Regions from separate parts of the Homo sapiens genome. Here region 1 is linked to region 2. A link is a loop called in an ENCODE intact Hi-C map of the cell type or tissue named here. Cell type or tissue: PC-9. All regions are shown on one strand. Each heading gives the region's core, and the rest is flanking DNA. Links, peaks and the distances in the headings are about the cores only.

The links. Peaks named below come from ENCODE experiments on the same cell type or tissue, not always from the same donor. Only the 100,000 strongest peaks of a DNase experiment are listed, where the experiment ranks them.
Region 1: a loop joins it to region 2, with 4 times the contacts of the local background. A loop is called at or near these places in 4 of 110 quality-filtered maps.

What each region holds. Positions count from the first base shown.
Region 1 is chr12:15,593,541-15,610,229 of GRCh38, forward strand. It overlaps PTPRO (protein tyrosine phosphatase receptor type O), which reads left to right. Exons shown (of 27, transcript NM_030667.3): 26 at 1,397-1,517; 27 at 2,550-4,791. The coding sequence ends at 1,501. Among named protein-coding and RNA genes, the nearest start is that of EPS8, 190 kb to the right of the region's middle. In PC-9, for the core only: no CTCF peak of the experiment used is centred there; a DNase peak (open chromatin) is centred at 7,891; H3K27ac peaks cover 942 bases.
Region 2 is chr12:15,794,030-15,810,718 of GRCh38, forward strand. It overlaps the pseudogene MRPS7P2. Among named protein-coding and RNA genes, the nearest start is that of EPS8, 13 kb to the left of the region's middle. In PC-9, for the core only: no CTCF peak of the experiment used is centred there; DNase peaks (open chromatin) are centred at 6,392 and 7,932; H3K27ac peaks cover 3,075 bases.

The sequences.
Region 1 (16,689 bases), core at 3,857-11,856, 200 kb before region 2:
TTGTAGTTTCTCATTTAGGATTTTACTATGTAGCCTGTATAGTATCAAAAATTACCTACAACTCTATAAATCTCATTTTAAGGACAGACTAATGTTTCATTAAAGATACACTATTGCATACTTAAACCAATCTCCTTTTTATAGAACATTAAATTGGATTATTTTCCACTTTTTACTATTATCTGTGTCCACACCATTTATTAGCACTTTATTAATTCTACCTCCACAAACAATAGGTAAAATGGACTGCCTCAACAAACTTGTCATCATTAAATATTATTCTTTTCCTTCTAGCTTTGTCCACTACATAGATAGAAAATAATTATTTCAATGTACTTTGTATTACTTGACTATTGTTGGCATATTTTAATATTTCCTCAGTTTACTTCAAAAATCATTTAATAAACACAGCTAAGTGCTAAGCATTAGGAATAAAAAGACATAGTTTCTAACTTCCAGGGAATATTTGGCCTAGTGGTTGATGTCCTTTACTTATTTGTCTATTTGTATATGTTACTGATTTGAATGACTTTATCACAAAAATAAAGGCATCAATATTCTGTCATAATTCTAGAAAATATTTTTCTTTTCCAGTTTGTGGTTTACCCTGTGTTTTATTCTTTTTAACTTTTTAAAATATACAGTAGATTGAGATTTTTATTTGTAATGTATTCTACTGCTCTTAATTTTAGAAATTCCTTTCCTAAAGGAATCAGAGAGAAATTAACCAATATTTTCCTCTGTATTTTTAAAGACAATTTATTAAATTACCTGGAATTTGCTTTGGTGTATGATAATGGGATATCCTTTTTTTTTCAAAATAGCCCCATGATTTGATTGAATATTCATTTCCTTTAGCATTAATAATGATTTAATGTACAGCATGGTGAACATAGTTCATAATACCGTATTGTATACTTGAAATTTGCTAGGAAAGTAGATCTTAAGTGTTCTCACCACACACACACACACACAAATATATATACATACATATATATGTATATATACACACACATATATATAAACATATATATAATCTGGGGTGATGAATGTGTTAACTAGCTTGATTGTGGTAATCATTTCATAACATATATGTATATCAAGTCATCACATTGTACACCTTAAATATATACAATTTTTATTATACTGCAATAAAGTTAGGGGAAAAAAATTCCACTGTTTTTTTAAAAAAGCCATGATGTTCTAAGCTCTGTTATTAATCAAAATACTTGTACAGTTGATTCTCTTGGATTTTCTAGTTATAAAACTGTGTCTCTGTAAATAATGAAAATGGTTTCCTTTAACACCAGATCTTGATCATTAAAATTGTCATAGTATAAAATATTATATCTTTGCACATGTCTGCTCTGAAACCTGTTTTTGTCTTTTGTTCCAGGAGCAGTACATTTTTATCCATCAGTGTGTGCAACTGATGTGGATGAAGAAGAAGCAGCAGTTCTGCATCAGTGATGTCATATACGAGAATGTTAGCAAGTCCTAGTTCAGAATCCGGAGCAGTAAGTGGAGAAGAGCTCTCCACGAGTGCTCAGTCTTAGAACTATTAGAGGGGGATGTGATGGATGGGACAAAAGACAGCAGTAGCCATTTGTATTGACTCTGACTTCACATGAGTATTTCTTCCCAGCTCCTGGCCTCACATGGGTGGTCACAGGGAGAAACAAGTACTGTAGCAGATCTTTGAGTTTCAATGCACCTTGGTTGGTGTTGGCAACAAACAGGAGCTTCTGCACATCATGATGACTTTACCTCCATTCCCTCTACCCAGAACCCTAAATTATTCTGTTATTGGATCTGTGCCTGTAATATCAGGATACTACCATCCAAATCTATCTAGATATCTTGTGCAAATATTTTATTGATTACAAGGGCTGTATACGGGGTTACAAAAAGACATGAGCTGGATTGGACACTCCTAAAACCAAAAACAACAGTGACAATAGAGTCTCAGGATAGCAGAGTCTGAAAATACCTTGGTCTCCCCCATTATGTGAGCCCTTACTTGAGAGCTTCATGAAGACACTTGTAACATATTCAACGTCCTGTACTCCAGTTTTGACTACGAGATCAGATTTTGGAGGTGTAAGTAAACTTGGCTGAGGTAACAGTAATCTGCCCATTTAGTTCAGTAAACAGACTGTAGAGTGTCTGACTATACTGGGGGAAGAGGAGCCAATGACAGGGTAGGGAGATGACAGTGGTGCATGATGGGAGAATCATGAAAGTCTGGGAAGCATATGGACCAGTGGGAAGGATAGGATTAGCACTGCACCTCTACATCCATCAAGAGAGACAGAGCGCACAATGGAGCAGGAAGGATAAAAAATAAAGAAAGACAGAGAGAAACAAATTTGCTGGGAGAGGGAAAGACATTCAGACCCACAGAAAGGAGGCAGCACACAGAGAAAGATGCACAGATCAACCCACATCTGCATGGGTTGTGAGACTGAGCATAGTGAGAGCAGTGGTGGAGCAATAGAAGATTGCTGTGACACCAGGCTGCTTACTGTCTTTCTTTGTCTCATTCACAGGAGAGGACATGATGTGCGCCCATCCTCCCTTGCTTCCAGATTGTTTTAGTGGGCCCTGATGGTCATTTTTCTAAACAGAGGCCCTGCTTTGTAATATGTGGCCAAGGAGATAATTTATCTCACAGAAGCACCGGGAAGACTTAGCCTTAAAGAGCCTACAGTGTCCTTTTGGACTCTTTCACTTCGGGACATTTAATAATGGACCAAATTCAACAGAACACCAGGAAGGTCAAGACGCTCTCCAAAGGGCAGGAAGTACAGCACTTCCGAAGAGTTTAGTTGGCCCTTTGCTGGTTGGGCTGAGTTTTTTATTTTTAAGTGTTTGTTTTTCAGTGCAATAATTTTTGTGTGTGTGTGATTCTTATCAGAAAGTTGAATTGTTTTCTGCCTACACCGTTCATCAGCCCCATAACCCAGGAAGGAACAGGCATTGTTAGCATCAGATTATACCTCATTATTAAAAGGAGGCATGGCCACACATGAAGAAATGGTCATTCTACTTCAAAGAAATTGAGCCAGCACTATCTGTACTCCAACATTACCGGATCTGGATTGGGGAGGTTGGTCAGGGAAGAGAGGGGTTCTACCCACAGATCAACTGTGTAATCTTTTACTATTCAAGCTATAATTCAGCTTCAAAGTAGAGTAGAAAAAAAATTGTCTTAACTGTTCTAGTTCTTGATGGTTTTCTTCCTTATTAACAGTTGGTGTTTCTTCCTTGGCCCTTTTGGACTAATGTTACTGTCCAAGTTCTTTCTCAAGAAACCACATCTGGTTCAGAAGAGTGTCAAGTTGGACTCTTTGAACTCTGTTGCTGTCTGAGCAATCGTGGTGCCTAGACTTTGCATTCCTTGTTCTGTTGACCTGCATACATGTGAGAGCTATTTCTTTAAGAACTATATAGGCTGTGAAAACGCACTTTCTTTCCCCCAAAGAGCTGGGAATTTATGAAGTTATGGCAATGAACTGCAGCATGCTGGGACAATTATTTGACTACTTTTTTTTGTAATATTGTCAAATGTCTCTATGGATTCTGACAGAGATTTCTTTTTGTTTTGTTATTCTTTTGGTTGTCAGTTTCATTTTAACGAGTGTAACTAGTAACATTTTATTCTTTGGATTTTGTATAATTACAGTACATGATTGTGTATTGTGACATGAATGCTGTCAAAATGACATTGATGGCATTGTGAAGCCTGTTACTTTGTGTCACTTCCTGATAAATAAGAGGTGATGACATGGATATACAACAGAAAACACTTTGAGTTGAAAGTAAACACAAGCTGGCTGCTTCCCTGTGGCAACTGTGGCTATTGTGAGCCTCCGTGTGTGTGCTTCCAGGAGGCTTTGCTCCTCTTCATGCACCCGACACTGCCCCTTCCCTGGCTTCCCTCCATCCCTGATCATCTTCATGAAGCCACAGATATAAGATCAGCTTAATATTTTATCAGTGACCTTAGTGTTGGTGAAGGATGCCAAATGAACAGCTCTGCACCCCACCGTCTCTTGTCACTGAAAAGGCTTGGCCATGGCAGACCTTGGCAGAGTTTCTTGCAAGATCTGGCCAGTGAGTCTCAGTTTCACCTTGCAGGGTGAATGGCAGAGGATGCCCATACCCTGCAGGTTAACAGCTTGGGCTCCTCAGGGGTTGTCAGTTCCTACTCACCTCCCTGCTACCACCTCCTCCTCTTCTTCTCACCCCCGACTCCTTTATTTCCCTTTTTGGACATTTTAATAATGTGTCGCACCATTCTCAGGAACAAACATGGTTAATGAAAGGTGGCAAAGGGATGTGTGACATTCTTAGATTTTCACACATGGGCAGTCAGGAGTGAAATGTGCAACCTTGGAAGAGCTGATACAATGTATGGTAAGCTGAAGTACGTTTCCAACACTGCTGCTCAGAGCATACAGAAGTTTTGCATCCTGGAACATTGCTTCCCATGAAACAAAGCACTTCATAAATATTTTATGTTTTTCTTGAGCACCCTTTCAAGGTAGGGATCAAATAGTGCCAGATCAATTTTCCCAAAAGGAAAGAGGAAGTATCCAGAGTTTAGACTGAAGGCTTAGAGTCAAAACTACAGGAAGGTCACACTGTTCTCTGGAACACTGTTGCTCTTCAGTTTGTAGAGTTTATGATGGAAAAGGCATCAGTCTGTCAAAAGACTTGTTTAATCCTGATAATGACTTTGGAATTATCTCTCCTGGGTCTCAGTTAATAAACTGAAGAATGACCTAATCATAACTCCATATCTTGCAACAGGTATAAGAAGTATCAGATACGATAATTGACCCAAAGGTGCTTTGTGTCTTGTTCTCTCATGTATGTTCCGTAAGGCTACTCTAACCAGTTCTGTTTCCACACCAGGACCCAACTTTAAGCATTCAGAAGGGAGGCTTCCAGAGCCTCTGTATTATTAACTAGGGTTTTTAAAATTCATTTGAGTAATGCTTTGTTCTAAAAGAACACAGGGGCCTTAGTGCATGTGTTCATAATAGCCTGTATGGCACACAAAAAGATCTAAAAACTTGAGCGTTACAAAACATTTCATTTTGAGTGCTATTTTTTTTTTCTTTTTTTTTTTGAGACAGATCCTCTCTCTGTTGCCCAGGCTGGGGTGTATTGATGCAATGGCGTGACCTTGGCTCACTGCAACCTCCACCTCCCAGGTTTAAGCGATTCTCCTGCCTCAGCCTCCTGAGTAGCTGGGATTACAGGTGCGTGCCACCACGCCCAGCGAATTTTTTGTATTTTTAGTAGAAACAGGGTTTCACCATGTTGGCCTGGCTGGTCTCAAACTCCTGACCTCAGGTGACCCCCCCACCTCAGCCTCCCAAAGTGCTGGAATTACAGGTGTGAGCCACCACACCAGGCCTTGAGGGCTATTGAGATCAAATTCCTTGGCTGCAAAAGATAATTTATGAAGTTAATTGAGAAACTACCATTAGGATCTAATTAATAAATGTAATAGTTGACAGCAGTATATCCATTACTTCATATGATGATTTCGTTTAACTTGAAAAAAGTGATGGATGACAGCATTTTTTGGAAAAGCATTTTAATTCGGGGTCTACAATTTCCCACTGTAAAGACAACATTGCCTCCAAAATGTAAAACTAGAAAAGTTACTACTTTTTTTTAATGTCAGATTTTATAATGTCTCTCCTTTCCTAAAAGCTGTTCCTACTCCCAAAAAGGTGACACAGCTCTCAAATGAGGCTGTGGTGTCAACAGGCAAAGCAGGATCAGATGCTTTGGATTTGAATTTTCTGCAGGCTACTTGATAGCTGCTTGCTAGAGGATTGGCCCTTAGCCAAGGAGTTAAAGTTACTGAGTCCAACCTCTAAGAGCCAAAATTCTCCCTGCTTTCTAGCAAGGAGGCCTTCCTTTACACCTCAGGAAATGTCTGATGTAATGTGCTTCAAATAGCTGGCTCGCTTCCTAGCTCACAGATCTCTAGTCTGGTACTTGGCACAGCGATGAAGTCTGAGAGTCATGCCCATCGCTGATTATAACATTCACTTTGGCCAAAGGGGTTATAAAGCAACAAAATATAACATGCAAAACCTGCAGACTTCCACCCCTGACTTTTAATAGCCTCATTTGGAACCATTTGAAGGAAATTTCAGCTGTGACATCTCTGACCCCTGGCCTTCCAGAACAGTAAGATTTTTTGCTTTTAGTTTTATCTGGTGATTATCACAAGGCCTTTTCCTGGTGGGTCACTGGATTAAAGATGAAGTATAAGGTTTAACTCTGGGAGTTGCATTACAGGAGGGTCATGAACAGACTGAAGGCTGTCCAGACATTGTCACTAGAACCACCGGAAATGTGGAGAAATAACAGGTTATGATAACAAAACCTGGGAAAACTGGGGCTATTAAATCTGGAGTAAAGGAAGTCATTTATTGAATCACTCAGTCAACAAATGTGTGTTTATCTAATCATATTGTAGGAATCACTCAATCAATCCATCTAAGGTTTCTTGACCACTTGCAATATGCTAGGCCCTATGGTAAGCACAAATATGAAGGCTTTTAAAAATAGGCTATATAATCAGTTTTAATACTGTTGTTGGAATGTTCAAGAAAGCCTTAGCCAAGTCTTTTTCAACATTTTTATTTATATCTTCCAAAACTTCGTCAACATATCTTCTGGACATACTCACCAGCCATCATATTTAATGATGTTCAATATTTTCCTCAATGGCTTATATAACAGAAACAACAAATGTTCATTGTTTTTTTACTCATAAACCACTAGAAAGCCTGACATGATCGCTCTTGCTTGATGAGAGTCACCAAACTAGTCCTGCCCTCCTGCTCATAACAAGAGTCTCCTCCACCGTGTTCCTGGTGGATGGCTAATTCTTTTCTACAGAACACTTTTAGAGGGAGGAATTGCTTCTAAGGTAGCAAAGCATTTTTTCTTTTGTTTACACATCCAAGGACCTTACTAATATTAAGAATGTATGAGTCTGTGCCCCTCATGGGCATAGGCTTGAAGCCCAAATCTACTTCCCCATCTTGGAAAAAAAAAAAAAAGATCAGGTTCTGTGGCTGCTTTGAATACCGGACTGGCTTCTCACTTGGCAGCAAAGGAGATGGCACCTGACTCAGGGAGCAATGGGGGTTTCTTTCTAATGTGCTAATCCCTTTATGTTCATATCCTCAACTTCAAAACATCATTAGGAAGTGAGAATACTCATTTCCCAGGTGACGAAGTTGAGAGACAATAAGGTGAAGAGGCAGCGTAGTTAAATTACAACTACAGGGTTAGAAAGTGGCAGAAGCAGGATTCCCGGCCAGCTCTGCCCAGCCCTAAACCTTTTCCCCCACAACTTCATGCTGTTTCTCGTTCATACTTAGCATGGATAAAGTGCAGTAGGATGGAATTAATAGATTCATCTCCAGGTAATGTGTTTAATATAGAGGGCAGACATTCAATTTGAGAAATGGTAAATCTCTAACCTTCTAAGAAAATCATTTATTTATTGAACCTTTCATGCCAGGCACCGTAGAAGGGGCTATGGCTATGAAGATGGATGCAACAAGATTCTTGCTTCTAGTTTACATTCTAATAGGGGAAATCAGAAGTAAAAATAAGGGCAACAAAGTGTAACAGACACCGTGATAGAAACACAAAAAGTATCCAATATAGGTCCAAGGGAAGGATAGGTGATCTTTTTTTTCTAGAAGGGTCAGGAAACACTATACTACTATATTAAAGTACTAATAACTATAGGGCCACATTAAGCAATACTAAAGAGGAACATTCATTGCTCATTCAGCAAACATGAAACACCCAGTATGCATCAGTCACTGGGGCCCATATGGATGACTAATCCTCCCACCCTGCCTTCTGAACCTATTCTTCTTGGCACCTTCCAAGGGGACCATTTCTCTTAAGATGTCCACAAACAGCTCCAGCTCATGTATCACTCAGCAGAATCTAGTGGATTTACTCTTACTGCAAACCTAACAGAGCATACTGGGACTACTTTTCAAGACCCTTTGCAGAGTTCTGGGCAATGGAATGTGTGCTTCCTGGCCTCTGGACCATGAAAATTACCCAGGAGCAACCTTCCATTCCACCCTCCCCCACCCCTCTTCTTTCTTGTCTCTCTCTCTCTGTGTGTGTGTGACTGTGAATGTGTGTATGTCTCTTTCTCTCTCTCCCTCTCCTCTACCCCAACACAGATGGTGGTGCCACAGATAGGAGGACTCTGGGTCCCTGAATCACCACTTGGGGCAGGGATATCTGGTAGCATTGGCCCATTATGTGATCAAGAAATAGATTTCTATTGCATTGTCACTGAAACTTGGTCATTGTCAGTTACAGCAATCAACCTGCCCTTAACTAATATGGCAGCACAAGGATAACCTTTACAACAATGTTCCATCTAAGTTACAATAGGAAGTTTTCAGAGCAATGGTGTGTGACTGCCCAGTAAAATTCCCAGAAGACAGTTAAAGATGAAGCAGTGCAGAGCAAAGTAAACCCACAATGCAAAACAAGGGTTCAGGAAAGGCCACAAAAGCAATAATGGTTCCTTTAATAAATAAACTTTTTAACAGAAATATATGAATTCTTCTTTATAAGTTGTTTTCCTCCAGGTTAGATCTCTCCTGATCTTTTGGTTGTCATTGCTTTTCACACCCCATCATAAGACCATGACTCAGGACACCCACTAGAACTTCTTACCCTTACACTAGGCCATTGCCTCTGAATCAGACTCCTGGATTCCTATTAACAATATACCCCAAAGTGGTTTCACATCAACAAAAGCTCACACATACAGGAGCCCATGAGGCTTGGTGTTTGGAGTGATGCTGGGCAACCCAATCCTTTACATTTTGTGCGTGTCCTGGTGCGTTCCAGGGCCATGGTCACAGTTCAAAGCCAGCTGACACGAAATATTTTTGTTCAGTTCTAAGAGCACCAAAAAGTTCAAAGGGCAGTTTAAACTAGAAAAAGTTAACTGTAACCACTACATCCTTTATAAATATAAAACAGGATGGTCTTAGAAAGGTTCCTTCATGTCCAAAACCAAATTAGATCATATTGCCCCTTAACCAATGAACTTGGGAAGTGACACAGGACAGGGTCCAGCAGGACAGCAGAGCAGAGGGGCTTAGAATAAGGGACTGTGGTTGAAGAGAGGCTTGAGCTAAGTCTCTGCTCCTGACTACATATAACTCAGTCATCTAATCTATGAAATGACATCCTGATGGTAGCTTTCACATAGGGAGTCTTAGTCAGGGCTGCTGTAACAAAGCACCATAAACTAGGTGGCTTTAAATATTTCTTACGGTTCTGGAGGCAGTAAGTCCAAGATCAAGATGCCAGCATGGTCGGTTCTGGTGAGAGCCCTCTTCTGGGTAGCAGACAGCTGCCTTCTTGTATGCTTACATGGCAGAAACAAGGCAAGAGAGCTCTCTGGGGTTCCTTTTATCTGGGCACTGATCCTATTCATGAAGGTTCCACCTTTATGATATAATTACTTCCCAAAGGCCCCACCTTCTAATATCATTACATTAGGGATTAGGATTTCAACATATGAATTTTGGGGGCAAATTCAGTCCATTGCATAGGGCATCAGAAGATAACATGTGTAAGGATCTGAAAACAATACCAGGAATAGTTTAGTACATTACATACCACCCTGTTACAAGCCAATCTCCCACAGTCTCTAAGGGCCATCCTGATAGTCTTCAATAGACTTGGTAAGAGCATCTGAAGCTGGTATCTGACCTAGACTGACTGGGTTTTTCCAGGGTGACACCTGAACCCCCTCCCCTGGCAGCTACCCTCACAGTCACAGACCTTGGAATATAAAAGAGGTATAGTCTGTGACCCAATGTGGATGACCTTGTGTCATAGGCATTTGATGCAAAAGCAGAAGCTAGTGTTCCAGATAAGAGTCCTGGATTTCCCAGGCCTGGATTTCCAATTCTTTACTAGCAAATGTATTACCAATGTGTGTGTTTTATGTCCAGTGTATGTAATCTATGCTAGCGGGTTTCCCAGAAAAGCAATGTCAGCACCTAATTTACATTCCATGAAGATGTCTGCAGCTGTACAGATAATCTGCACAAATTCCTTGCACTAAAACTATATCTAGAGAGCTGACTGCTTCTAAGACAAGACAGCCAATTTGTACAAACCTTAATATGTACATACGCCTGGGTCAAGTTAAGAAGAGATGCTTGGCGTGAACAGACACCGCTTGTGAGCACCACTTAATCCCTCTGTGAACTGGTTTCCTTGTTTGTTAATGGCAATAATAAGAGCCTCCTCCACAGGGCTGCACTGAGGATTAAATGTAAAGCCCTTGGCATGGTGCCTGGTGGTCTGAGGGTACAGAATGGCATAATTGAGAAAGTATAGTCTTCAGAGTCACAGAACTCTGTGCTCTTATGCTGACTAGCAGTGTGGCCTTGAGAAGTCACCTACTATTTCTCAGCCTAAGTGTTCCCACAATAAAAAAATAATATCTACGTTTTCAAGTTGTGGTAAAACTTATAACTGGTTGTGTAAAGCACCGGCCAAAAACCTGGCAGAGTCAGCATAGCATAAATGCAGTATGATTCTTCAAATTTCCAAATCTCTCCCTCTCTTAGTGCATTTAGGCCACCAAACCCACCTACTCCTTTCAGTACCAAGACATCTACAGAGTGAGTGTGCCCCTTTGATTTCTCAGTCCCACATGGGCGCCCTTAGCATGAGCATGCCCCCTACACAAGGTCAGCTCCCAGAGCAGCAGTAACAACCCAACCCATGAAGTGCTGCCACACTTGGAGTCAGCAGCTCCCGTAAGAGGCAGAGGTTTGGCCAGGCGCAGTGGCTCACTCCTGTAATCCCAGCACTTTGGGAGGCCAAGGCCAGCAGATTACCTGAGGTCAGGAGTTCAACACCAGACTAGCCTGGCCAGTATGGTGAAAATGCGTCTCTACTAAAAATATATATAAAAAAATTAGCTGGGCGTGGTGGTGCATGCCTGCAGTCCCAACTACTCGGGAGGGTGAGGCAGGAGAATCGGTTGAACCCAGGAGGCAGAGGTTGAAGTGAGCCGAGATCACGCCACTGCACTCCAGCCTGGGCGACAGAGCAAAACTCCGTCAAAAAAAAAAAAAGAGGCAGAAGTTTTGTTTGCACATACATGTCACATATTGGGGTGGAAAACTCAGTTGGAAAAAATAATAAAAGAATTTGGAAGCATCCAGGCAATTTCAGATATCTGTTTTAATTTGCGTTCTGTAAATCCACTGCGCTGTCACCAAGGTATAACAATAGTCATTTTCTCATTCTTTTTTTTTCCATTTGCTGCAATGCAAATGAAACAAATTACCCAGACTTCCAAATTCCATCCTATAATAAGATTGGTTTTGGAGATGAGGCAATAGACTAACTTCCCTGTGCTGTTTTCCTAATAAAAAGTGCGCCCTTACTTATATACTGCAAGATACGAGGTTGCTACAGGCTATTAACACCATGACCTGCTTACCTTGCAAAGAGCTGTATTTTGTGTGTGTGTATGAGACAGAGTCTCGCTCTGTCGCCCAGGCTGGAGTGCAGTGGTGTGATCTCAGAAGAGCTATATTTTATGAGCTAGCAACAGCTCATGGCACCTGTCTTAGCCTCTTTTAGCCTATGTTCCAATAGCTCTGCTGCTAGGTTCCTTCACTAGTGAAAGACAAATCAATCCTTTTCCCACATACCTCCTAAGAGCTGGAGAGGACACTGTCGTTGTGTTTACTGAATAAACCACACCACAGATTAACTTGAAGCAAATGTATATCTACTCCTAGTTTGGGCCTGGCTATTACGAGCAGGGTTGAGACTAAGATCCAGTAATTTTTGCCCTGATTTCTTGGTATTTTATGTAATGTCGATTCCAAAGCATAAATGTGGACCTATGAGAGAACGTCCAAAGCTAATTTTTCTATCTAAACAAAATAGCGCTTTGAGGAGGTGGTCAGTCATCTGAAATTCCCCACAGATGCAAATGACCTTTGCAACTGAGAATTATATCTCCTGGTTCAACTGCTGCCTGGAACAACCACTGTCCAGTCTACCTTCATGTCCACCCGCAAGGGCCTTCATGGGACCTGGAGTTCCAAGGTCCAGAGATTTCCAAATAAAGCTCCCGGACTCCTCTCTGCATCTTCAGTGCTGATTTTACCTGTGTTATATGGAGGCATACTATATAAAATTTCATTTTTTAAAAAAGTGCTTTTTCTGCTTAAATTGTTGTATACACTGACCTATATAATACATGAGAGAAAAAAAGTTTGCATGATATATAGAAGTCCAAGAAATTGAGTCCAAATTCAGTTGTCCACTTTGTAATCTTTTACAAGCTACCTAACTTATCTGGGTTTCAATTTCCTCTCTTATAAAGTGGGATATATGTGAAAGTGCTCAGCACACATGAATTCAGTTCCTGTTTCCCTTTCCTTAGAATAGATGGGAGGGCAGAAGGCCTTGTCATATGGTACCAGTTCAGAGTAAGAAACAATGAAACAGGACAAACTGTGAAAGATCTAGAGATTTCAATTTCTGGCCAGTTTGTGTGTGCGTGTGCGTGTGCGTGTGTGTGTGTGTGTGTATGCATGTGTGCTTTATTCCATTTTTCCATGGGCTGAAAGGGCCTTCATTTCATTTTTGGAGGAAACAGGAATGATTGAACATGGGGAAATTATATTCTACTCCATATGCAGAGCTTTCCCACCCGAGGCAGCCCAGAAATGGAGCAGGAATTGGGCCAACTGCCTGGGACTACAGTCAGGAAGGAAAGAGCCGTGAGAGCCGCCTGGACCAGGACCATCTGGGCCCCTCAGCAGTCCTGGCTCATCGCACACCTCCTTCCAGCACCAAGCTCAAGGTGATGTGCCCAAAGCTCTTTCGAAGGCATTTCAACTGTTAAGATAACCAGTTCATACAGAAATCCACATCCGGGACCTTAGTTCTCTCAGAGCACGTAATAGCCACATCTTCCTCCAATTCACCTTCACGTTTAATTGTGTAGTTCTTAGTAATGCTATCTTATCAGAATTATACTAACTTTTCATTTTTTAACCTTTCTTTCACAAACGTGATGAGATAAATCTGAACATTTGGGTATTAGAAGATAGTTCTGCCAAGTGCGCCCCCCACTCAAAATAAAAACAAAAACAAAAAACAACTGAGCATTTCCCGAAAAACTGCTCTCAGAACACTGGCTTCTTTTCCTGTCCTCAACTGAGGATAGAAAGGAACAAAGAGGCAAGTAAAGGGGCTGTGAGATGATGTGGGAGTAGGTCTTAAAAATGGAGGAGAAAAGAAGGGATTGGGGAACAAAGATGATGGAGAGAGAATGCGTGGGGAAAAAGAAACACGTCATACAAACTGAAATTCCCATATAGAACCCAGAACTGCTGAGAATGCACCCTTTCTCTGGAAGTCACTTGCAGCAACCATGGCTTTATAAGTATTTTATGTTTTATTTTAGTTTTTTTAATAAGTATGCAAGAGAAAGGTGGTATTACAGAAGATAAAATGCCTTCCTTGCCCAATCCATTCCTAAGGGCCCTTTGTACAACCCTCTGAACATCTTTCATGCTAGTTACTAAGTTAAGGCCATGCCCTTTGGGAAAAACTAAGTGTCACAGCGTAAAATTACAGTGTCTGGGAAGTCAGCACTGCTAGTTTTAGGATGTAATCTTGTCCTAAGAAATCAGTAAAACTAGATTCCGGGATAAATAAGGCAAACTGCAACGGTTCTTTAGATTGTGTGCGTTCCTTGAAGGCAGAGACCCTGTCCAGGTTTTCCCTTGAATATCCAATTCTAAAAGAAAACATGTGCTAAATGTTTATTAAATGAACATTGTCTCCTACTTAGAAACAACCAGTCTTCATATAAACTCCTTTATGGGCTCTCTACAATTTTCTAATGTTGTTCCACCTTCCTTATGCAAGCATTGAGAAGAAAGTGAGAAGACTCAGACCTGGTGAGATCTCCACCCAAGCCCTAGTGCAGCCTCTATAAAGTTAATTTTAGAAAACAAGTGAATCCCATATTTCCTATAAATTTTCTTAGAGAAAAGTGTGAAGAGTTTTAAGTGATTAGAGTACCTCTCACATTAGCTTCCCATGACCCAGTGCCTATTAAGGAGAGGGAAAGAGATAAAATCTATTGGTCCCCTTTTACAAGCAGTACGAGACTATCATATCTGGGATAAGGAAAACTTGTCGGCTCTCCGCCTGGGGACAATTCTGCAACCTCAGAGCAGCAAGCTATAATTCAAGCAGAACAAGATAGTCCCACTGAACTGAAGAGGCAAAGACCAGAATTCAGTTCACCTGAAGTGCCTGAAATTTCTAAAAAGGGGCACAAGGGTGGACGGATTTGTGCAGAGTGGCCACAGAAATCTGTAAGTAGATCCACCCCCCATCCTTGGCATAGGCAACATCACCCGAGGCCTACCAAACAGTGATTGCTACAAGGCTGAGAGTGGACTAGAGCTACCAGGGTAGCTGTGCAAGGGACATTGGCAGTCCAGCTCAGCAAAAGTGAGATTTGTTCGGCACCTTTTAACAACCTGGGATGTAAATTCAGCTAAGATTAAAAATATCCCGGGTATTCATCCAAAATGCAAAAAGGAACTTAGAACTAAGGAGCCTAGAGTAAAAGCTGCTCTTCTCAGGTACAAACAAAGCCTAGAACCATGCCCTGACAAGATTTGCAAAGGAGAGTTTTTAGATCGAGTCCCATTAAGTTAGAGGCTCTCGCAAAAAACATTTTGCTTTCTATAATTCATTCTAACAGAGCATAAAACCAAGCCTATACAATTCTAAAGTGATCAGCTGGTATTGAACTCCCTGCTAGAACAAAAATAAACATTCCTCAAGGAAAGATAACATATTCTAGAATATCTGAAACATACCATCTGCAATGTTAAATATATAATAAAAAATTAGGACACACACGAAGAAACAGGACAATAGGACCAATGTTAGTGGGGAAAGCAATAAGCAGAAACTGAGCATGAGAAGGATCAAATGTTAAGCTTAGCAGATGAAGATTGCAAAGTAGCCTTTGTGCATTGTGGAAATAAAAGAAAGTGTGTTCAAAGAATTAAGGGAAAATATATTATTTTATGAGTAAACAAATAGTCTCAGCAGAGAAATGGAAGCTGTATAAACCAACTAAATGTAAATTCTAGAACTTACACAATACTTGAAATGAAAAATTTTCTTGATTGGCTTAATAGAAAAGAGAAGATCACAGATTTAAAAAAAGAGCTAGTGAATCTGAATATTGAGAGAAATTTTAGCATCTAAATAACAGGGAACATATATATTTTAAAAATTAACAGAGATTCAGGCATCTTGGGGGATGATATAAAATGGCCTAATATGTATGTATGTAATAGGAGGCTTAGGAGAGAAAAAGAGAAAAGAGGAGAAAAAATATCAGAGGAAAATGCCTTCTAATGATGAGAAAACATTGATTCATACATCCAGAAACTCAATGAACCCTGAATAGGCAAACCACCAAGAAAACCACATTAACTTTATAATCAAGCTGTTGAAAATGAAAGATACCAAAAAGAACCTTGAAAAAAGCCAAAGGGAAAAGCATGAATGATGGCTGCCATGTCATCAGGAACGATGAAAGCCAAAAATCAATGAAATGGCATTTTTAAAGTGCTAGAGTTAAAAATGGTAACCTAGAATTTTGTATACAGTGAAAATATGCTTTAAAAAGCAAGGTGAAACTGCTCCCACTTTTGGCCAAGGTGGAGTCAGATGGACTAGATTTACCCTCCACTCTGAAACAATTGAAAAAAACAAAATATATGAAAGGGCGGTTTTCAAGATATTGAACACTAGGCAATGAATGCCAGTCATCACAGAAAGATAAATGCATGAGGAAATCCTACAATTGTTCCAGCTTTCTGCCTAAAGATTGTTTCTGGCTGGGTGCAGTGGCTCACGCCTGTAATCCTAACACTTTGGGAGGTCAAGGCAGGAGGATCGCTTGAAGCCAGGTGTTTAAGACTAGTGAGACCCTGACTCTAAAAAAAAAAAAGAAAAAATACACACAAAACAAAAAGATTGTTTCTAAGCTATAGTGCAGGGAGACCATGAGGACTCCAGATCCCTTCAGTTGAGAAGACAAGTTGATAGTGTGAGAAGGACAAGGGAACTAAAGTTCACAGGACAGAGTGGCGGAGAGGAGAGAACTATACAAAGAGAGAGCTCCACAGATCTTCACAGGGTCCCCATAGATTCTTCAAGTTAGTATTGATAAGGGCATACATAGGAGAAAACCGCCCAAGGCTGAGAAAAGAACCACCTGAAAGAATTGGAAGGAACAATTTCCAGAGCTGACACAGGATCAGAAATAGTTCTCATTCCCACCAGCCAAAGTGAAAGACATTATAATTCGTGGAACAATAGGTGGAATATTCAGAAGGGATTTGCTTAATGGTGGGATAAAATTAGCCCTTGTATAAATACTGCTTTGGTTTAACCTGACAAAGCTTAAAAGCAAGATCAGAAAGGATCAAACTATTTCCAAGTAACTTAATAGTATCCCAAAACAAAGCTCAATAATATTTTATAAAAATAAAAGTATGCAACATATAA
Region 2 (16,689 bases), core at 4,306-12,305:
AAAAGAGGAAACCAAACAAAATGTAGAGGACATTGGGAGCTCCTTCAGGCAAAGAACTCCCCATCTTATACACTATACTTATATGCATGTAGAGAGTTGGCATGTATTTTTTTTAAGCTTCACACAGAAAGGTAAATTAGATTATTTGAAAAGTTCTCCAGCTACACATCACCTGGATCCCGCATAAAATATACTTTGATATGCATTGTAGGACTCTGAGACAGTAAAGGGAATCTCTCAGGGTCCAAAATGAAAACAAAACAAAACAAAATTGCTGAAGCAGGTGGGGTAGGCAGTAATCTTTTAAATAAGACTTAAACCGGCTACAAGGTGAAGAAGCTAATCTTTTAAATCCCATGTTAGCTGACTCTGCTGGAAGGAAGTCAGTACGGTTTCAGGTCCTTGGGCCCACAAGTTCCCAAGAGAGATAGACAGAAATCCTCTTTGGAGAAAAATAACCTCAAGTTAGTGTCCCAGAATTTCCCACAAATAAACATCAACCAAATAGGAATTCATAATCAAAGATCTCAAGCCATATAAGAAAATTCTGCTGACATGAGTGTTAGCAGAATAAACAAATATAATTCGATTTATGAGGCAAAAAAACTAATTAGCTATTATCTGGCTGTATAAAGAAATAAAAATTAAAATCATAAATAAATATCTAAGATGACTAGGCATACGTGAAAAGAACCCACTAGAACTTTTGGAAAAGAAAAATATAACTGCTAAAATATAAAACCCCATAAATGAGTTAAAGAGTAGATTAAACATAGTTGAAAAGAATAATGTAAGCTACATATGAAGAAATTATGCAGAATGCACCACAGAAGGTGAAAAAAGACAGAAAATAATAAACATTAAGAGATATGGAATATAGAGAATGTTAAGATATTACTCATCTCTAATTAGAATCCCAGAATGAGAGACCACAAAGAATGGAGTAAAGACAAGAGAAGACACAATAGCTAACACTGTTCCCAGATTAACATAGGACATGAATCTACAAAAAGAGGAAGTCCTGGCTATATACATGTATCAAGTAGGATACCTGAAAAGAAAATGAAATAGAGGCAGTACATATACATGTATCACATAAGATGCATGAAAAAAAGCAAACCAATATAAACTACAGTGAAATTTCAAAACACCAGGGGAAAGGCAATCTTAAAAGCATCGAAGGGGGGAATATTATTTACAAAAGAAAAACAAGTAGACTGAATAATTTTCAACAGCAATATGGCAGCCAGAAGAGAGTGGAATATCTTCAAAATGTTGAATGAAAATAGCTGTCAACCTATAATTTAGTGTCCAGAAACATTATATTTTGAGAACAAAAATGTAATTAAGACATTTTTAGATTAAAAACTATTCTTTTCACTGCCTTCACTAGATGAACTTCTGAAGTACACTTTCAGATGAAGGAAAGTGACCCAGTAGGAAATACTGGAATACAAGAAAAAATGGTGAACAAAGAAGCTGATTAACATTTGGGTTAATATAAAGAGGCCTGGTCTGTACAAAATAATATTAATAAATAATATGAAATTGTGAGGCTTAAAAGACACAGTTTAAATGCTAGAGAATAACTTACAAATCAGAAGGAGGATAATTAGAGTTAAATCATTCTAAGGTTTTTGTATTGTTCTGAGGAGTTTAATATATTAATTTTAAGTGTCCTTAAGAAAAATATTCACAATAAGATTTTAACAGAAATGATCCATATGGTACTTCACAACCTCAATTTTACAGGTAAACACACACACACACAAAGATAATAAATCATAGAGTTAGTATGTGATGAAGCTAGGATTTGAATTCAAGCAGAGAACGTGGTTTTGACCATTATGCTCTACAATATCTTAAAGACTCTAAAAGAACGGAAATGTGATGTAGAAATTCCAAACCAGTAGAGGAAGGGAGAAAGAATAAGAGGTAAACAAATATTAACAATCAATCTTCCTCTGTAAGCCACAAAAAAGCAAGAAAAAAGAAATGTAGAAGGAAAGGAGACACATAGATAGAAGGTAAAGACTGAGGAGAAAAACATTCAAGCATGTAAATAATCACAATATAAATGGACTAAACTTTCTAGTTAAAAGACAGAGTCAAGGCAGTTTTTAAAGATATAGCTATATGTTATTTACAAACATAAGAACGTGGAAAGCTTAAGATATATCAATTATATAATAATTAAAGCTGGTATAGCTATGTTGACATCACACGCAATGAGCTTCAAGATAAAAAAGCATTATTGTGGCTAGAAAAGGTCATCACATAATGATAAAATCTACAAGAGGAAATTGAAAAACTCATTATCATAGTGTAGCTATTTCAACACCCATTCAACCACTGTTAAGTTATTGATATCTCTCTATATCTATCTCTATCTCTCAATATATATATAGATTACTTATATAGAGACCTATATCTATCGATATATGTATATATCATATATATAATACATATGTGGCATATAGCAATTAGAGAATACACATACTCAACAAACCCATAAGAAATATTTGTAAAAATTAACCAGCATACCTTAATACATTTCTGAGAATTTGCATCATCTAGAAAAGGGGTTAAAAATCTTTTTATGTAAAGGACCTGATAACAAAAGCTAAGGTTTTGGAGGTCAGTGGTCTCTATTGCAACTACACAACTCTGCCACTGTGTAACTCAATAGCAGCCATAGACAATACATAAGCAAATGACCTTAACTATGTTCCAATTAATGTAAGACCCACTAAATTTGAATTTTATGTAATCTTTACAGACCTCAAAATATTATCCTTCTTTTGTGTTGTTTGACCATTTAAAATGTACCAACCATTCTTAGTTTGCCAGCTGTAGAAAAACAGGTGACAGGCCAAGTGTGGCCCATAGGGTGGTGATTCACTGACCTCTGATCTTGACTCATCTGTTTGTAAGGCAGTACAGTTAGAAATCAATAGCCGACTAATTTTTAAAACATTTAAGTTTAAAATGAAATTTTAATTAATTGTACTTTTTAATTTCTAAAGATTAATTTAAATGGGATTTAAAAACAGACTCCCCGCCCGGCATGCTGGCTCATGCCTGTAATCCCAGAACTTTGGGAGGCCACGGCGGGCAGATCACGAGGTCAAGAGTTCAAGACCAGCCTGACCAACATGGTGAAACCCCGTCTCTACTAAAAATACAAAAAAAATTACCCGGGTGTGGTGGCACATGCCTGTAATCCCAGCTACTCGGGGGCTGAGGCAGGAGAATCACTTGAACCCAGGAGGAGGAGGTTGCAATGAGCTGAAATCCCACCACTGCACTCCAGCCTGGGTGATAGAGCGAGACTCCATCTAAAAAAAAAAAAAAAAAAAAAAAAAAAAAACAGACTTCCCAATAATGTATGAATAGAAGAAGAAATCATAATAATAAAATTTATAAATATGTAAAACTGCAAGAAAGAGAAATAAATTCTAGTATATTCTGTTAACAAAATATTCTATAGCGGTGAACATGAGGAAGCAACCACTATGTTCCGCAGTATAGATTACTCTTAGAAACTTAGAGTTGAGTGAAAAAAGTCATAGAAGATTATGCATGATAAGATATCCTTTTTAGAGAGCTCAGAAAAGCATAACTAAATGATTTATTATTTAGGAGCAGCAGACATTTGTTAAAAATTTGTTTGTAAACAAAGGAATGTTTATCACAAAATTCAGAATAGTAGTTACCTCTGAAAGGCAGGAAAGGAATGAAATGAGGAAGCTAACACAGATAAGTTGCAATAGTATTGTAAGGTGAATCATCGGTGCTCATCTTAATTACTATTCTTGTCCCTCCTGGGAGAAAAATTGTGGAATTGCATACGGTAGGGAGGACCTTAATGCAGGGAGACAGCCATGGCTAGGGAAAGGCTAAAAGAGATGAGACAGAATGACGGAAGAAGGACAATGGAATTGTTGCTCTAATTTGTGGTGAAAGTGCTCCAGTCATATTCTCTTATTTACCTGGACTCAGGTCATCAGAATGTCTCATTCCCTATTATCTCTGACCTTTGAATGACTGATGAGCTCTGTAGATTTAAAACAAAAAAAAAAACTCCTTTCTGAACAAGAGCACAGGTATTCTGTTTCCAATTTTAAATGTGAAAGTTTGTTTTTATGGTTTTTATGAAAAGGTTGATTTCCTCCAGCAATTTTAATGTTCTGTATAACTAACAGAAATTTAATTTTTGAATTTGAGAGTTATTGATCCATTTACTAGTAACAGCTGAATGTTCCTTAAAATGCAAAAGAGACATTTGTTTTATCTTTTTGAGAGAATGGTGCTGTTTGTTCTGCAGAACTGGAAATTTGCCATTTATGAGCAGCACTTATCTCACTATTTACAGCTTTTTCTAATCAGATCTAGGCTTTTTATTTTCCTACTTGTGCCTAAGCAAAAAAAAAAAAAAAAAGAAAGAAAAAGAAAAGCAGATGAGAATGAAAAGGGAAGAAAATAAAATAACTGTGGGGGGGGGGAATCTTCAAAAAACTATCTGTTTAAAATTATAGTAGAGCTTTAAAGTGGAATTCTACTATACAATTGAAAAGAATGAGGTGGTGACATTAACTACTAGCTAGGATAGACAGCAAGATATATATTTATTAAGGTGGGGGGAGACAGCATGTTGCAATACATTATGTAGTATGAATTAACTTATATAAAAAAGAATAACAAATAAATATAAGCCAACATTCTACCAGTATTTTATGGGAGAGGGGTGACAGTGTAATAGGAGTCACTTTCACTATTTCAGTTAATTTATTTCTATAATTGAATTTTAAGCCATTTTTAATACTACAAAAAAGTATTATTTTGTGGCAGAGAAAATTTAACTTAGTAATATTTTATTATTCATTGTGGATTTTTCATGTTTCTCAATTCTTTACTCCTGCTAGAACTCGGGCAGATTTTTAAAACTCCCATCCCTAATGTCCAAAGTTGCATTTTTGTATCTTTAGGATTGCTGAGCTAGAATAATCCTTAGGCTATTTAACAATTCCCCCTGGGTAAGCTCATTGGCATTGCAAACACAGACACTGTTTCCTTTAGTTGGCACCCAAACTTTCTTCTTCCTTAACAGCAGAATCCTCAGCAGGGAAAATAAAACGAAAGAAAACTCCTATTACGAATTTGGAAAGTTTTAAAATGCAAATGCACATTTATCAATACCTATCTCACCGAGATCACTTGTGCTCAAGGTAATTCCAACAACCTTAAAGATCATTTTCCTGATCACAGCACAGAAATCCCAGTTTCGTTTTTGCTTTGGTTTTTTTAATCAAAAATTCATTGGTTGCTAAGAAATCCCAGTTTGGGCAAGGCAAGAGCAAATATATCCCACAGATTTTAAATGTAACTTCATCTTAAAGGACTCAGAAACACATCCACAACCCCCAACACACACACAGAGAAAGAAAGAGAGAATCTCTAAAGTGTGCTATAAACACTTGTTGGCTTTCCAAAAACATTAAGTTTCGTACCACTTTAATGAACACTTTTTAAATGCAAAGCTTTCAAAGTATTTTCTTCACTTTATTGTATGAAGGATGCATTTCTTTCCTTCCTCTCTTCTTTCCTTCCTTCATCCTTCCTTCCTTTCTTCCTTCCTTCCCTCCTTCCCTTTCTTTCTTTTCTTTCTTTCTTTCTTTCTCTCTCTCTCTCTCTTTCTTTCTTTCTTTCTTTCTTTCTTTCTTTCTTTCTTTCTTTCCTTCTTTCTCTCTTTCTCTCTCTCTCTTTCTTTCTTTCTTTGAGACAGAGTCTCACACTGCCACCCAGGCTGGAGTGCAGTGGCACAATCTTGGCTCACTACAACCTCCGCTTCCTGGGCTCAAGCGATTCTCCTGCCGCAGCCTCCCAAGTAACTGGGATTTCAAGCATGTGCCACCACACACGGCTAATTTTTGTATTTTTAGCAGAGACGGGTTTTTGCCATAGTGGCCAGGCTGGTCTCGAACTCCTGACCTCAAGAGATCTGCTCACCTCGGCCTCCCAAAGTGCTAGGATTACAGGCGTGAGCCACTGCACCTGGCCAAAGGATGCATTTCTGATCTTATTAACCACACTCATCATTCTGGGCATTCATGACTGTACTACAGAGGTACACGACCCTTTAATCAAAACCCTTGCAACCAGATGTTTTTAATTTTGTAAAGGGAACATGGTACTTATACCATATATTCGTCCCACCCCAAATAAGGTCTGTAATTAACACATTATTTCTGCAGCAAAACATATTCCCACAAATTAGAATGAACTTCCTAAGTTGCCTCACATCAGTTCAGATAAGATTTGCTGCCAAACAAGTACAAGACAAGTCAGGCTTTGCTACCAAATGGAATTTGAAAACAAACAACCCAACCAAACAAACTTAAAAAAAAAATGAATCTTTTGTTTTGATACTGCAGATAAGTCACTGCGCACTTATGTAACAGTGACTAAAAGGGTGCCTGAGTTGTTTTGTCTTGGATGTAGAGGTCATGGCTATCATTTTGAGGACTCGAGGTCTGCTTCTCTAAGTCTTCCTGCCTCTATGCAATCTGGCATCCTCCCGTCTGTTTTGTTGCTGTGATTTCCTCTACCACCTTTCCTGTCCTGTTAATTTATCACTTTTAATCTGCTGTGACTTAATGAAATAGATACTAACATTATAATTATGTATGAAATTAGAGTAAGTAGGTTTTACATCAGAAGGCCAAAAGTTGTTTTATAATAAGGTATATAAACTTTGCTCATATTCATGATAAAAGCTATTTCAACCATTTAGAGGCTTTTTTGTTTGCTAGTGATTCGCACCTGTATTTGCAATTTTTGAGATACTTATCTTTAAAAAAAACCCAACACTCCCCACTCTGAGAAAAAAAGAGAGAGATACATTGTCTCATTTTATAGATGTCATCTATTTTCAGGATCTGACATCTTATAAAACCATATTATTATAATATATATATATGACATTTTGGTCATCGAAAAATAAGCTAAAGTTTAAAACTTATTCACTCTAGCACAAAAAAGATTATGACGATAAATAGTGAAGTATTTGTAAAATATTAAAAGTAGAATCTCAGCATGACTTTTGTAAACAATAACAGTCAATTGCCAATATTTTTATTATCGCTCAACTTGCAAGTCCTTCCATATTCTGCCCCTGCCTTCTGCATTTATCTTCCTTTATTACTGCTGTCAGTGTGAGCCTTTCCACAGCTCCAACATGTAGAGCCCTTCAGCGGCAATGCCCACACAGGCCATACTTATCCCTGCAACACATAAGAAATCTGAGGAGGCCGGGCGCAGTGGCTCATGCCTGTAACCCCAGCACTTTGGGAGGCCGAGGCGGGCGGATCACGAGGTCAGGAGATGGAGACCATCCTGGCTAACACGGTGAAACCCCGTCTCTACTAAAAAAATACAAAAAATTAGCTGGGCGTGGTGGTGGGCGCCTGTAGTCCCAGCTACTCGGGAGGCTGAGGCAGGAGAACGTCGTGAACCCGGGAGGCGGAGCTTGCAGTGAGCCGAGATCGTGCCACTGCACTCCAGCCTGGGAGACAGTGGGAGACTCCGTCTCAAAAAAAAAAAAAAAAAAAGAAAGAAAAAAAAATCTGAGGAGGAGTAGAGGGTCACAAATAGAAATCAACACAGGAATGTCCAAGACTCAAGGTTCCCTGAGGGAAGTAGCCAAAGCTGGTCGAACATCAGTATCAAGTGTTAAGAGAGAGAGGTAATGAAAGCCCTACTCCAGAAGAGTACCAGGAGAAGTAAGAACAAAGAAACCCAATCAGGTGACTCAAGCATAAGAAAGCATCTTGAGGGCCTCTGACTCACCCATTTAGCAAAGGTCCAAGTACCTGCCAAGCACAGGGATGGGCCCTGGGGATACAAAAAAAAAAAAAGTACAAAATGGTCCCCACCCTTCAGGGCATGCAGTGTTGTTAGCAATTAGACAAGCATAAACAAATAATGACAACCATATACCATGTCATACCAGTACAATTTAATACCAGGTGCTACCTGAGCACAGGGAAATGAGTGCCTGACGCTGCTGTGCAAAACCAGCAGTGACATCACAGAGACTTGCTGTGCTTCCTTTCACTGAATGGCTTCCAACTTCCATGCTGCTCCTCCAGCGCTCTGACATGCATTCGCCACAGCGCCTTAGCACTTGCTCTTCCCTTGCCCTAGAGCACTCTTCTTCCAGATTGCTACATGGCTCACTCACTTCATTCAGTTCTCAGCTCAAGTGCTACCTCATCAGAAAAGATTTCTCTGACGAACCACCCTATTTAAACTATACTCCTACCCTGCCTAAACCCATACACACACACACACACACACACACTCACTCACTCTCTCTCTCCCTATTGCATTACATTGCTTTTTTATCACAGCACCTATCACAATCTGAAGATCTCGTTCAATTATTTATTGTCTGTTTCCCTCATGTAAATTCTGTGAGAGCAGGGATATCTGTCAGTTTTGTTTATTGCTATATATCCCCAGTGCTGGGCAGAGTTTAATGAATGAATAAGGAGAAATTTGAGCTGAGTTATGAAGAACATGTAGCAGTTTATCAAGGGAATGGGCAGGAGGTGGAGGCAGGAACACAGAATGTACATAGACACAAATAACAAGGAGTCAAGGCACTGTTAAAGGAACTTAAAGAGGGAAATAAAATAATCTGTTCCTGGCACACAGTGTGTTTATATTCCATGTTATTAAATAAATGAGTGAATGAGTGAATAAATGGTTGAATTAATAAACAGAGTTGTGCTTTAGAAAGTGTGTAAGGGGGCTGGGCATGGTGGCTCACACCTGTAATCCCAGCACTTTGGGAGGCCGAGGCAGGAGGATCATGAGGTCAGGAGATCAAGATCATCCTGGCTAACATGGTGAAACCCTGTCTCTACTAAAAATACAAGAAATTAGCCAGGCGTGGTGGCAGGTGCCTGTAGTCCCAGCTACTCGGGAGGCTGAGGCAGGAGAATGGCAGGAAGCCAGGAGGCGGAGCTTGCAGTGAGCCAAGATCGCATCACTGCATTCCAGCCTGGGTGACAGAGTGAGACTTGGTCTCAAAAAAAGAAAAAGAAAGCGTGTAAGGGGGCAGGCCTGTGCTGGATTTGCGGCAGACTGTCTTGCAGCTTCTAGGGCTAACTCAGGTGAGGTGGAGCTGCTAGGGTCCTGAATTCAGAGATCCCTTGATTGACAAGGAACATTATGGCAAGCCAGTGGCTGAAGTAACTGAGGAGGAGAAGAATGATCAGGAACTCAAGGAGACTCAGCTCATCAAAGCTGCTCCAACAATGACAACGAGCTCTGTGTTTGAAGACCCCACAATCAGTAAATTCACCAACATGATGATGAAGGGAGAAAACAAAGTACTAGCCAGATCCTTCATGACTCAGGTTCTGGAAGCTATGAGAAGTACCATGATGCTTCTGCAGGGGAACAGGCAACCATTGAACACAACCCCTATACCAGAGGTCCCCAACCGTTTTGGCACCAGAAACTGGTTCCCACCGACAGGGGAGAGGGGGTTGATGGGAGAGGGGTGGAAGGGATTGATGATTTCATCAGGCACTGGATTCTCATAAGGAGTATGCAACCTAGATCCCCGAATGTGCAGTTTACAATAGGGTTCGTGCTTCTATGAGAATCTAAAGTTGCTGCTGATCTGACAGGAGGTGAAGCTCAGACGGTAATGCTGGCTTTCTCACCTTGCTTGCTCGCCACTCACCTCCTGCTGTGTGGCCTGGTTTCTAACAGGCCATGAACCTTACCACGGGTCCATGGCCTGGGGGTTGGGAACTCCTGCCCTACACCGTCTTCAACTAGGCAGTGAAAAACTATGAGCCTGTGATTGGGCTGATACCCATCCTCAAGGGAGGCCATTTCTCCTGGATCCCTGGATCCTCACCCTACCAATATCACCACTTCCTGGCCATAAAGTGGATGATCACTAAGTGGCACCAGGGGATGCTGATGCCAGCCAGAGAAGCTGTCGCATGGGCTGCTGGAGGCTTTTTGCAACCAGGGCCCCGTGATCAAGAGGAAGCATGACATGCACAAGATGGTCAAGGCCAACCATGCCCTGGCCCACTACTGCTGGCGGTAGAGATTCCAGAAGGAGCTCAGGGCCCTCCACTGCAAGAAATACTGTGAGCCACTGCCACTTCAAAAAATAGCTGTGGGTTAAGGATGTAGTTCCTTTTTAAGGGCCGGCAGGCCTCATGAGAAGGATGGAGCAGCATATTTATTGCCTGGTAATCCTTCTTTCTTTGAGGCTAAAATTTGCTCTCCCTCTGTCCCCCTCTCCTTGTAAAGAGAGAGCACATTGTCTTGGAAACGTCGTCCAAGAAACTTAGGACCCAGGCTTCTCTTCGCTCAGCTTGGGATGGACCTTTGGATGATATAAAAGGAAGCGGTTTTAGGTATTAGAAAAGATTTTGGACATTTGGATGATATAAAAGGAAGCGGTTTTAGGTATTAGAAAAGATTTATTAGAAAATTCTCACACTGAACTGGTATACCTTGTGGTACAGTACTACCATTCACTAAAACTGTCTGGAGGGGGAAAAAAGAAAGTGTGTAGGATAGATTGATGGAATGGAAGGTAGGAAGTAGAGAAATCTCAAAGGCTAGTCTTCTATAAAGAGAAAAATCAGGCTCCAAAATGGCCTTAGCCCCTTCCCCTCAACAACCCCACAGAAAAACAAAAACAAATATATAGTGCTGAGATTATCACTAGCAATATACAGAACTCAAATATGAGGAGGAGATAGTTCCCGAGACCACAGAAAAGTGAAACAACTTTGAGCAGAGAGTAAGAAAATCAGACTTCCATATCCAGCACATGCTTCCTCCTTCCTGGCACCAAAAGTGTGGAAAACTTCCCTTACTCATGGTTTCTACACGGGAAAAGTGAGATAAAGGTGGGCAACAAGCTTCTCTATCATCTTGGGTTCCCTAGCTGGAAACCTGTCCCTGCCTCAAACCACAGGAAGCATACCAGGTGCTGTAGGTAGAAATATCCCTGAGGGCTGCCAGACACAAGGAAGGGAAGTGGAACTACCATCCCCAGCCCTGGACACTCTGCTCTGTAACTTGGCAAAAGAAAATGCCAAGGCTGGGTGCAGTGGCTCATGCCTGTAATCCCAGCACTTTGGGAGGCCGAGGCAGGCGGATCACGAGGTCAGGAGATCAAGACCATCCTGGCTAACGTGGCGAAACCCCATCTCTACTAAAAATACAAAAAAAAAAAAAAAAATTAGCGGGGCGTGGTGGCATGTGCCTGTAGTCCTAGCTACTCAGGAGGCTGAGGCAGGAGAATGGCGTGAACCCAGGAGGCGGAGCTTGCAGTGAGCCAAGATTGCACCACTGCACTCCAGCCTGGGCAACAGAGTGAGACTTTGTCTCAAAAAAAAAAAAAAAAAAAGGAAACACCAAATCAGAGTGTCCAATCAGCAGCACCATGCAGCAGGAGGTACATTCCACAGGTTGGTCCCCCTAGGCACAAACCCCTAACAATCCTTTCCATATTAATAGGATATCCTTTTTCAGACCTCCCTCATTAAAGACAGGCTATGTGAAAGTACACAGTCAAAGAATTAAGAAGAAAACATAGTGAAAAGGAACAAAGATCACCCACAGGATACAGAAAATTACCTCAACAGACCAAATCCAGGAATTATTGGTGTTCCAGGAACAAAAAACAAATAAAGGGGTCATTTCAGCAAGAGGATATAACAATTTTATAACACTTATATATCAGTGCACCCAACGCCAGAGCTCCCAAGTATATAAAGCAAACATTAATAGATGAAAAAGGAGATATAGACTGCAATACAATAAAAGTAAGGGATTTTACTCTCCATTCTCAGTAATGGATGGATTATTCACACAGAAAATCAACAGAGTTAAACTACACCCAAGACCAAATAGGCCTAATTGATATTTACAGAGCATTTCATCCAACTGCTGCAGAATACACATACTTTTCATCAGCACATGGAACATTCTCCAGAATAGACCATATCTCATGCCAGAAAACAAGTTTCAACTAATTCAAACAAGTAGAAATCATATCAAGTATCTTTTCTGACCACAATGAAATAAAACTAGAAATCAATAAAAAGAGAAACCTCAGGGAATACACAGACACGTGAAAATCAAACAACATTCTCCTGAATGACCAGTGGGTCAGTGAAGAAATTAAGGGGGAAATTTAAAAGTTTCTTGAAAGAAATGAAAATGGAAATACAACATACCAAAATCTATAGGATACAGCAAAAGCAGCAGTAAAAGGGAAATTTATTGCAATAAATGCCTATATCAAAAATGTAGAAAGACTTCAAATAAACAATCTAAATATACACCTCAAGGAACTAGAAAAGCAAGAACAAACCAAACCAAAATTAGTAGAAGGAAAGAAATATAAAGGTCAGAGCAGAAATAAATGAAATTGAGACCAAAAAAATACAGAAAATCAATAAAACAGAAAGATGATGTTTTGAAAAGATAAACAAAATCAACAAACTTTTGTCTAGACTAAGAAAAAAGGGCAAGGCGCGGTAGCTCACACCTGTAATCCCAGCACTTTGGGAGGCCAAGGCAGGCAAATCACAAGGTCTGGAGATCGAGACCATCCTGGCCAACACGGTGAAACCCCATCTTTACAAAAAATACAAAAAATTAGCTGGGCATGTTGGAGCGTACCTGTAGTCCCAGCTGCTCAGGAGGCTGAGGCAGGGGAATTGCTTGAACCTGGGAGGCAGAGGTTGCAGGGAGCCAAGATCATGCCACTGCACTCCAGCCTGGCGACAGAGCAAGACTCAGTCTCAAAAAAGAAAAGAAAAAAGAAAAAGAAAAAAAGAGAGAAGACCAAATAAATAAAATCAGAAATAAACAAGGAGACATAACAACTAAGACCACAGAAATGCAAAGAATTAGAGATGATTATGAGCAACTATTTGCCAACAAGTTGCAAAACCTAAAAGAAATGAATAAATTCCTGGACATATAATACCTACCAAGATTGAACCATGAAGAAATAGAAAAATAATGAAGGCCTGAACTAAAAACATGAGAGTAGAGAAGAGAGATTACATCTGAGAAGCAAGCCAGATTGTCATATGATTGATGTGGAGGAGTCAAAGAGGAAAGAGGATTCTGATATGGGTGTCCAGATGGGTGGCAGTGCCATCGGCTACTGAGTAAAACCAGGCAAGGGGACTACAGTGGGGAGGTAATCCATTCCATGTTGGAGATCTTGGGATTGAAGTGCCTTTTTAACAGGTGAAGACAACGAATATGTAGCGTAAAGTGTAGGCCTACGAGTATAGTCAAGACAGAAGACAGATTTGGTATAGCATGGATGTCTTCATCTTCAGAATGTTCTACTGGAATAAGAAGACAAAATGTAAGGACCATTTAAGAAATCAAGAGGCAGAAAGAAGAAAAGGAGCCTCCACAGAAAACTGAGAAGCAGCAGCTACTAGGGTGATGAGATGAAAACTGTGGGTTCAAGCCCCATGAAAACATGCAGTGTGCTGTCTAGCTCACTAGTCCCAGTGCCCTGGCCCACAGGAGAGACTCAAATACATAGGAAAACTGAACCAAGTAAAGCAGGGAAGAGGGAGGGATGGAAGGGAGCTTGGAAGGAGTGAACTGGTTAACAGTAAAACTACAAATGTAGCAAGAAACATAGTGAAAGCTAAGTATTCAAAATACAATTTATTTCATTTTATTTATTTTTGTTTGTTTTAATTTTTTGTTTGTTTGTTTGTTTGAGACAGAGTTTTGTTCTTGTTGCCCAGGCTGGAGTACAATGGCGTGATCTCAGCTCACCACAACTTCCGCCTCCTGGATTCAAGCCATTCTCCTGCCTCAGCCTCCTGAGTAGCCAGAATTACAGGCATGCACCACCATGCCTGGCTAATATTTTGTATTTTTAGTAGAGACGGGTTTTCTCCATGTTGTCCAGGCTGGTCTCGAACTCCTGACCTCAGGTGATCCACCCGCCTCGGCCTCCCAAAGTGCTGGGATTACAGGCATAAGCCACTGTGCCCAGCCTTTTTTATTTATTTTTTGAGACAGGCTCTTCCTCTGTCACCCAGGCTGGAGTGCAGTGGCAGGATGATAGTTCACTGCAAGCTCAAACTCTTGGGCTCAAGAGATCCTCTTGCCTCAGCATCTCAAAGTGCTGGGATTACAGGTGTGAGCCACCACACCCAGTCCGAAATGTATTTTAGTAACATGCCAGACACCGTTTTGACCAGGTTACATAGCTTAATTTAGTCAATTCTTATGAAGACCCTGTAAAGTAAGGATTATTATTATCCCCACTTTACAGATGAGAAAATGAGGCACAGAGAGGTGAAGTTGCCTAAGGTGACACAGGAAATCAATGAGAGAGGCAAGATTGAAACCCAACTGTCCTGCTTCAAAGCCAACATTTATTTGCACAGATGGGAGAGTGTGCTTTCTGAGGGAATTTAAGTGTGGGCAATTTCAATGGAGTGGCAGCTTTGTGGCCTGGGAAGCTGAAAGGAAGGTGAAGAAGTGGAGAGAGCAAAGGTAAACTGCTGTTGCAAGGAGCTTAGCTAGGAAGAGAGGATAGACTAGTAGCTGGAAGGGAACATAGGAGTGACAGAAGCTGTTTTGTGTTTTTAATGAGCAAGTCTGGAGCATGTGGGCTCGATAGATTCTGTTTACATTACACTGTAGAATTTGCTCAAGGAAAACGAGGGGGTTGGATAAAAAGACAGATTCCTTCCAGCTTTGAGTCTACTATTCCACAACTTTGAAATTCTTTCTCAGTGAAGCCAGATGGAAGATTTTACTTGATAAAATTAGTTGGAAAAAATCATTTACTACACTTTTAATGAGGTATTTAAATAGAAACCCAAAGACCTATTTATTCTAATATCGTTTTAATTCATGAGCTTTTAATGTTTTCCCAAGCTGGTCTGTGACATTTCTTGGCCTAAAGAGAAATCTAAAGTTTTTATTGTCTTTAGATTTGGCCTAATGACATGTTTCTGCTTTCCTGTCTAAGGTTAGGAAAGAAAGAGTCAAGGTTATCTTGGGTTCATATTCTTTTTCTCCATTGCCTTTTCCTTTCTGTTCTCTGCCCCTCTTTCCACACAAAGAAAAAAAAGTAAGTGCAGGCGGTTATAAAAAAAAAGCCATGTTTCTTTCACAATACATCTTAAACTAATGTAATCACTCGTGTAAGTGTTTTCTGCAATTTTCTGTCTACTAAATATCCCTTGAAACACTTCAGCTTTCTCCGAACCTGGTATCTTTCACTTATGCTAAACTTTTTCTTTTCTCCTTCTCTTCCTATGAGCAAGAGAGAAGGATAGACTAGTAACTAGATAGACTAATAGCAGTGTATGCATGTCAATCCCAGAAATTACCCCAGAGCCTCATTTTATCTCTACATCACTGCACAAAGCCCTTTCTCAGCACACCTGCTTCAATTATACGTATTCCTATTTTTTTCATACTTTTTGCACTTTCCTATCTCCAGTTACTCCTTTTCCTATCCTTACCTCAGTTTTCAATTATCCCCTAGTAGGGCTATAAGAAGGGGAGAGACGGCTGCAAAAAATATAGAACTCATTTTTTCCAGCTTTCAGATGTGTTTTGGCACCTACCAAAATTGGTATATCCCCAGTTTTGGAAATTCACTATACTTCAGACAAAGTAACATTACACCTGGAAGACAGGTCTCAAAAGGAATTAGAGAGCTATTCACTTAGCAAATCTTTGCTCCTTGCTCATTTCTATTCTGGGCACTCCTCCATACAATGGATGAATAGCATTATCTCTCAGACAAATGCAAATAATCTTCATAGAGAGATCTTTATGTTTTTCTCTAAAGTATGGTATCTTTCTAGCTCACAGTTCCCTGGAACCAGGTGATAATTAAAGAGTTTCAGGCTCAAAGGTGTTCTCTCTGAAATTCCTGATGAGCTAGCTTCAGACAAGAATGAGAGTAAACAGAGATGGTGATGATATCATAAGTGGATCAGGTTATAATGTTAATAAGTTGGAAATGAAATGTGGCTGCCTAGTATCAATAATTGACTTAATTCACATTTTCCCTGACACATGTAAATCCAAATCCCAGCATTCATAATTGTAGTTACCGTATTTTGGCAGGCATATGTACCAAGCTGAGATGAACAGAGCACAAATAATCTCTGTCAGTACTGTAGCCTACACCACAGTGGAACCTCATTATAAAGAGATCTAAAACATTTTGTGACAGCAGGCAATCCTTCTCTAGAAATAATAGCAGAAATCTCAATATCTCTAAATCTAAATAATGATTTGCATCCTTTATCTTTACAGAACAGGCTTTTAAAACTATAAAATATTTTAGAATACTCAGCCTCTGGGACAAACTAAGTACTTCTCTATATAATTGAGCAACATTTTCAAATATTGACCACCCTGATGATTCCAAACCATGTAATTAGCTTAATCAAGTATACTTTCCTCCATCTTACTCTTGGCAAAACATATTTTTACATTATTTAATACAATTAAAAAGCCATTCGTTTTTCTATTTCTCCTTTTTTTTTTTTTTTTTTTTTGAGATGGAGTCTCGCTCTGTCGCCCAGGCTGGAGTGCAGTGGCGCGATCTCCGCTCACTGCAAG